Linked DNA regions of Homo sapiens: region 2 is linked to region 1. A link is an interaction called in ENCODE POLR2A ChIA-PET data of the cell type or tissue named here. Cell type or tissue: IMR-90. All regions are shown on one strand.

Evidence for each region. ChIA-PET counts read pairs that join two places held together with the same protein. Peaks named below come from ENCODE experiments on the same cell type or tissue, not always from the same donor. Only the 100,000 strongest peaks of a DNase experiment are listed, where the experiment ranks them.
Region 2: POLR2A ChIA-PET joins it to region 1 with 6 read pairs; 2 of 35 experiments call an interaction of 5 or more read pairs at or near these places.

The regions. Positions count from the first base shown.
Region 1 is chr17:27,313,092-27,317,091 of GRCh38, reverse strand. It overlaps WSB1 (WD repeat and SOCS box containing 1), which reads right to left. Exons shown (of 9, transcript NM_015626.10): 9 at 1,166-4,000. Among named protein-coding and RNA genes, the nearest start is that of LINC03146, 17 kb to the left of the region's middle. In IMR-90, no CTCF peak of the experiment used is centred here; a DNase peak (open chromatin) is centred at 1,541; H3K27ac peaks cover 193 bases.
Region 2 is chr17:27,552,884-27,556,883 of GRCh38, reverse strand. The region is part of intron 2 of KSR1 (kinase suppressor of ras 1); the gene reads right to left. Among named protein-coding and RNA genes, the nearest start is that of LGALS9, 76 kb to the left of the region's middle. In IMR-90, no CTCF peak of the experiment used is centred here; no DNase peak of the experiment used is centred here.

The DNA.
Region 1 (4,000 bases):
ATTCAACAATTCGGAAGCATAAAACGACCCAGTGGAGTAGCCATTTCATTTCTCTTACTTACTGATCTATACTCGAGCAAGTTTGTCCAACGTGTAGCCCACGGGCCACATGTGGCCCAGGATGGCTTTGAACGTGGCCCAACACAAATTCGTAAACCTTCTTAATAACATTATGAGATTGTTTTTGTAATTCTTTTTTAAGCTCATCAGTTAGTGTATTTTATGTGTGGCCCAAGACAATTCTTCCAATGTAGCCCAAGGAAGCCAAAAGATTGGACACCCCTGTTCTAGATGATTTCTATAGCTCACACTTTACTTTTGGAGAACAATTTTTTCAGAAAGAGCCATTGATGCTTCAGCCTTATTTAAAACCAAACAAACACAAACTCACTATAATGACGGTGACAGGCAACACTGTATTATAGGTTTTCCTAACAAAACCTGTAATACTACTTTCAGACCAGAAGACCAACTGTTATGTGGAACTATAAAGAAAATTCCTTAATCAGTATCTTTAAAACAGAAACCAGAAGGATAATGACAGTAGTCTCTAATAGAGAAAATAGTGCTGGAGTTGATAAAAATTGAATTAAATCATTTTTTCCTTCTCCAATTCCAGCCCTATTCAATCATTTTCTGATTCCTCAACTGTTAAGATAAGCCTAGACTGGTCAGGCACTGTGGCTCATGCCCGTAATCCCAGCACTTTGGGAGGCCAAGATGGGCAGATCACTTGAGGCCAGGAGTTCAAGACGAGCCTGGCCAACATGATGAAACCCTATCTCTACTAAAAATACAAAAATTGGCCCAGCTCACGCCTGTAATCCCAGCTACTCAGGTGGCTTATGCACGAGAACCACTTGAACCAGGGGAGGCAGAGTATGCAGTGAGCTGAGATTGCACCACTGCACTCCAGCTTGGGTGACAGAGCGAGATCCTACCTCAAAGTAAAAAATAAAAGCATACATAATGTCAAAAAACAACCACACAAAGCTACCCCACCCACCTGTAATAAAACAGGTCACTTTATACCTGGCTCAGACCAGATTTTTGCTGGTGGCTAAAGAATGCTTTATGGATCAAAGGGCAGGTTGAGATTGCCTACTTACGTTCATTCCTTCCAAGCATCTTACCATAAACATCTGCCAAGGTTATGACGAGCATGTCACTAGGTTGCATTTTATTAGTTGCTGCCAACAGCTCTTACTTCTGATGGAAAAGAATTTAACAACAACAAAAAAACCCAGTATACTCCAACTTATGCTTTTTCTATGCTTTTATCACCAAATGATAGTACATCCATATATAACTCTAGATATTTGTTTTATAGTCCACACACTTGCTAGTTAAAATGTATTATCATAAGCCACAGTCTGTTCAGAATTACTTGGGTAAAATGCTATGTCACCTACAAACCCTCATCTGATTAATATGGAGGTTGTAATCACTGTCTCAATGGTTTCAGGCTCGTGAAACTTCTCATGCTATTTTCTTACGCCTGTGCTGGCTGGCTGACGGCCAAGTCCTCTGCCTCTGCCACTGCCTCAACCCATAAGCATGCTACAGTGCAGTCCAACCTTTTTTGGTCTTGCCGACCCAAGAGCAGTGTAAACCAGTTGAATCCAACTGCATCACAGTCACAGCAGGCAGGAAATTTCAAGGATCGTTAAGTTTAAGATTTGCCAACCTAAGATCAAGTTATAGGTTTTAAAGTGATTTCATTATCGCAAAAGGATAGCTTGGCTGCTGAGTGTGATTTTCCTATGTTCACATGTACTCCATGGGATTCTAAAACAGAAAATTAAATCTGAACATAAATGATCTGCCAGTTCTCCAAATGACAGGCTTGTGGCAAAATAGGAGAGGCAGTGTCATTTTCAAATCATGTAGCTAGAATCTGATCCAAGTCCATAATCAACGTCTTCCCTATTTTCCTTTGGTCCTTCAGTCTGTTATTACTGTTATTACCTTCTTCCCCACAGACAAATGGAAAATTCAAACATGTTTCTACTTGACATATACGCTGCAATCTTCCTTTCACACTGGCACTCACTATGGTTTTCACGAGAAGAGGTGGCAAACAGGTGAACATCTCACAGAATGTAGCTTCCAAAAATGCTGTTTTGGGCCAGGTTCGGTGGCTCACACCTATAATCCCAGCACTCTGGGAGGCCGAGGCGGGCGGATCACGAGGTCAGGAGTTTGAGACCAGTCTGGCCAACAGTGAAACGCCGTCTGTCCTAAAAATACAACAAAAATTAGCTGGGCGTGGTGGGGGAGCGCCTGTAATCCCAGCTGCTTGGGAGGCTGAGGCAGGAGAATTGCTTGAACCCAGGAGGTGGAGGCTGCAGTGAGCCAAGATCGCACCACTGCACTCCAGCCCAGGTGACAGTGTGAGACTCCGTCTCAAAAAAAATAAAAAATAAAAAATAAAAAAAGCTGTTTTTACTTGACTGGATATGTTGGTGTGGAAAGCAAAAATAATGCAATGATATGAAAAGTAATGGTATCTTATTTATTTAGAGTCTTACTCTGTCACCCAGGCTGGAGTGCAGTTGCGTGATCTCAGCTCACTGCAACCTCCATTTCTCCAGTTCAAGCAATTCTCTTGCCTCAGCCTCCTAAGTAGCTAGGAGTACAGGAACCCACCACCATGCCCAGCTAATTTTTGTAATTTTAGTAGAGACAGGGGTTTCACTATGTTGGTCAGGCTTGTCATGAACTCCCGGCCTTAAGTGACCCACCTGCCTTGGCCTCCCAAAGTGCTGGGATTATAGGTGTGGGCCACTGCGCCCGGCCAGTGTATTTTAAAATTATAAAGCCGATATATTACAAAGTAAAATGCAGGGGAAAAAAAGTCACAAGAAGTATAAAGATTAGATGCTTCTTGTGCTTCTTTTTGTAAAATACAGATGATCCTCAAGAAGTAACTTGAGCAGATTTTCTACTGGCTTTCAAATTGATAACCCTACACCCCCTATAAATTTTTACATTCCTTAACAGAGCTAACCATAGGAACTTCCAAATAATTTCTCAGTGGAAATGAGTCTTCAAAATCACACATGGCTCATAAGAGTTTTGCTTTTTTAATGCCTTCTCAAAGGACCCAGACTGCTAGATTTTCATAATAACTACTTTAACCAGATAGACTTACTATAGGCTGGTAGTTCCCCACTAAAAGATACTTTTCTCTTGCTTAGTAGTCACCTTCCTGTGTTCTAGAGCTTCCCTATGCTTTTAAAATATGCATTATTACAACAGTTCTCCTAAAAACAAAACCACCATAAGAGCTGCTGCACTCGGGGAGCCCTGAATGAATTCTAGAGCAGCGCCTGAGTCCTGCATTCTTTCTTCATTGTCCTTTTTGCTTAATTTGCCTGTGGTGTACCATCAACCTTACAATGGAGACAGAGAGAAAGTACTCCACCTAACCTATTTAAGAAACATTTGCAATATACTGTTTTTTTTTTTTACAAGTCTTTAATTAAAAAACTCAACAAAAATATATAATTGAGCATTTTACATAATGCATACATTCTTAATATCTGCAGGTAAGATAAACAACAGAAGGCAAAAGCAGATATGCTGTATTGCTTCTTTGGCAACTCACCAATATCATCCCCTGCAGAAACAGAGTTTTTTTTTTTTTTTTTAAATCCATGGTCTTAAAATAATTGTCCCTTAGTATAAACAAAATATTTAGCAATAATACAGTAGACGGATTCTTCAAATTCACAACAATTTATAATACTTTATACCACAAGGGTAAACTAGTAAGCTGCTTTCTAAAATTAAGGCAGCAGCAGTGTTTAGAGGGGGAGTAAAAAAAAAAAAAAAGACATCCTTTTTCTAGTTATATCCTGGCTCTGCCTTCTTTGTTGTTGTTTTTAAATAACGTCACATTCAAGCTCTACGTCTTGGATGACATTCCTAAGGATAATAAAATCCTTTTCCCTGTACATAAACTGTGTTTCACTTCCAGATCAGTCTGACACTCTCC
Region 2 (4,000 bases), 240 kb before region 1:
TTTGCTTCTAGCCTCCAAGGCACCAGGCCAGTCTGGACATAGCAGAGGCCACACCAACCCATGAAGGCCTGGGCACCCTAGAGGGATTCCTGAGGCAGGACTAGGGCAGGCTGGAATCTGGGCCCTGCACCACACTGACCATTCAACACACCCAGGGACCCTGTTCCCTCCTCTGACTCTGAGTCTTCTTCTGTGGGCATGGCCCTACGCAATTTCTTAGGAAACATACAGGGACAGGAACAGGGATGAGCTGGGGGTCTTAACTACTGCCCAGCCAAGTACAAGTTTAGAAAAGGTATATGTGCAGTTTACTGTCTGGTCCAGGTACACCTGGAATGAGAGTCTCATTAAAAAGTTGAGCAGGCCAGGCACGGTGGCTCATGTCTGTAATTCCAGGACTTTGGGAGGCTGAGGCAGGAGGATCACTTGAGCCCAGGAGTTCAAGATCAGCCTGGGCAACATAGAGAGATCCTGTGTCTACAAAAAAATTAAAATATATATATAGCCAGGTGCAGTGGTGCGCACATCTGCAGTCCCAGCTACTTGGGAAGTGAGGCGGGAGGATCGCTTGAGCCCAGGACATTGAAGCTGCAATGAGCCAGGATCGCATCACTGCACTCCAGCCTGGGCAACAGAGCGAGACCCTGTCTCAAAATATATAAATAAATAAATAACCGTTGAAGAAAAAGACTGCTTTTATTGTATTTTAAAAGACACTTTGGAAACATTCACTAAAATCCAGCCTAGCAAGTTCACTTCTAGGTTTTTTTCCCTGTAGAAATACACAGGTGCACAAAGATGTTCTTGGTAGCAGTGTTTGTAACCATGGAAATACAGGTCTTTAAGGGGAAAGAGCAGGTTCCTGAACCAAACGTCTGGCCTGATCTCATGTGTACAAAAGAGACAACACGCAGAGGAATGTGAGGGCCAGAAAATGTTCAGAAAGATGAGCAGGCTTCAGGGAAATGGGATGCAGCAATTTTCTTTCACTTTATCTCCTTTGTTTCATTTTACCCCCTACAATAAACACATCTCTTCTAATAAAACCAATGGTTCATTTGAGAAGATGAAAACGTTCCAGTGGTGACAGTCACAAAACAGTGTGAAAGTATTTAATGTCATTGAACTGTAAACTTAGAAATGATTAAAATGGTAAATTACGTTATACGTATTTCACCACAGTTTTAAAAAATAAAAATAATAAAATCAAAACAAAGCAGAGCGAATAACTCACCAGGCTCCCTGGGGAAATAACTGATTCTAGAAGTGGGGTTAGTAAAAAACAGAGGGGGCTGAAGCATACTGTAGTGTCAGAAAGCAAAGGAAGTGCTACACACGGAAGTGCTACACACACACACACACACACACACACGCCAAACAAAACTGAAGGATGGGCAATGTCACAGAGTGCAGGAACAAACCTGCAAGAACTCCCAATGGCCAAAGCTGGAAGAACTTGAGAAACAAAATAAATCATGTAGTATTGGATTAGAACCCAATGTGTAAAAGAAAAAGACATGAGCCTATACTGATATAAATGACTGAATGAATAAATAAACGGAGGAGAAAAGACAACTCTTTCCTACAGAAAAGTTCCAAATAATCTGTGTAGATACACCCCCAGAGGAGATGGAGCTTAACCCACCTACCCCTCATACCCCCCAATCCTAAGGGAGGGCTCACTTCCAAAAAACAAAGTAGTGTCAACGTCATGAAATTAAGGGAAGACTGAGAAACTGTCACAGAGCAGAGGAAACTGGGGAGACATGATAAATCAAAATAATGTAAACCATGCGGTGCCCTGGATTGATCCCAGAAAAGAGAGAGGACAGTAAAGGAAAAACTGGTCAAACCTACATAGTCTGGAGTTGCGTTCATTGTAATATACCAGTGTCATTTCCTCAGTTTTGACAAAGGCACTGTGGTCACGACAACGTTAATGATGGGGAAACTGGGTGAGGGGTACATACGAGAACTCTCTGTACATCCCTGCAACTTTTCTGTAAATCTAAAATTATTCCGAAATAAAAAGTTTATTTAAGAAAATAAACAATGGTTTAGAACAGTGGTCCCCAACCTTTTTGGCACCAGGAACTGGTTTCATGGAAGATAATTTTTCCAGGGACAGGGAGCGGGGGATGGTTTCCAGAGGATTAAAGTGCATTACATTTATCATGCACTTTATTCTATTACATTGTAATATATAATGAAATAATTATACAACTCACCATAATGTAGAATCAGTGAGAGCCCTGAGCTTGTTTTCCTGCAACTAGACAGTCCAATCTGGGGGTGATGGGAGACAGTGACAGATCATCAGGCATTAGATTCTCACAAGGAGCACATAACCTAGATCCCTCGCGTGTGCAGTTCACAACAGGGTTTGTGCTCCTGTGAGAATCTAATGCTGCTGCTGATCTGACAGCTGGCGGAACTCAGGCGGTAATGCGAGCAATGGGGAGCAACTGTAAACACGTTCCTCCTGCTGTGTGGCCCAGTTCCTAAGAGGCCAAGTGGACCGGTACCTGTCAGTGGCCTGGGGGATGGGTCCCCTGTTTTAGATGACAACCCACGTATGCCTAGCGTTCCATTGTTGGAATGCTAAGCACATGGGAGTTATTTATATCCTACTGCTCAAGGTCATTGCCAAGGTCTGACCGCAAAAATTCAAAAAACTGCAACCTCTGGCATAAATGGGTTAAGAAGTCAAAAGATTCTCTGACAGACGTGGGTTTTTAATGCATGACAGACATGGGTTTGGAACTCTGGCTTCTGAATACTGCACCTATTTTTGATGGGCAGAACTTACAGAGCCAATTCCCACTGAAAGCACACAGAATCCATCAGGGCCAGGGTAGGGGTCAGGGGCAGCAGTGGGTATCGAGTCAGAGTCCGAAGAACTGTCTGGGTTAAGAAACAGAATAAAATAGACCCACACCCCTGGGGCCAGCCCTTGCAGCTGAAGCCCTGGAGAGCTGCTCTAACTCAGGGTTCCCCCATCACTAGGCTTCCACACATGTACAAGGAGAAACTCTCAGAGGTAGAACTGAACCAAGGTAGCCCTCTCCCCAGTCTGTAGGAGCTGAAGCTGGGTTTACTAAAGGAAATAGCCTTTTCTTTCTGGGCTTTAGAATACTCTGGCTATAGCCCAGGAACTGACATGAGATTTGGGAGGAAGAAAAAGAGAAATCTTGAGAAGGGGTTTCTGGAGAGTCTGGGGAAGATGGAATGACAGCAGCTAATGGTTCCTTGTGGTTCTTAAAGCCCAGGAAGAAAGCTGCCAGGCCCAGGTACCTCCAGCAGGCTCCTGCAGCCCAGTCTGCCCTCCTGCTCCCCATCCACTCCAGCCTCACTTCCTCCTGGCCCTGCTGGTGAGGACACCCTTGGTACCAACTGGGGGGACGGAAGGAGGACACTTGGCCCAGCTCTGTCAGGCTGGTGTGCCGCCCTCTCTGTCCTAAGCTCTGGGCTGACTCCCGCTATCTCTCTTGATTCAGAAAACTGCCTCTAGTCAGCCATTCCCAGCCTTCCTTCACTCCCCAGGAGGCTGTTGAGAGCTGCCGTATGTGCAGGCCTCTCTAGCTGCCTCTGCTGGGTCTGGCTCTCACCTGGGATTAACAGCAGCTGAGGGTAAGAGAGAGGTGGGAAATTGTTAATTTTTCCTCCTCCACCCCCGCACTTGACTTTCACAACTGCCTGTGCCAGCAAGCAGCACATGGGTTATTCCCATTTCACAAGAGGAGGAGACTGAAGCTTTGGAAGGTGAAAGGGCTTGGCCAGGTGCCTGAATCCAGGCATTCCAAGAAGAAGGAGAGAGAAGTGGTTGAGACGGAGGACTCACAGTCAGGTGTGGAGGGGCACCCGGCTCTACTCCTCTGTGGCTCTAGGACCCTGGTGAGTTTCTATACCCACTGAGTGCTAGCTTCCTCAACTGTGAGGTGGGGAAAATGGTCTCTATTAAGTAGGGTGTTGGGATAATTAAACAACACATCAGTGTACC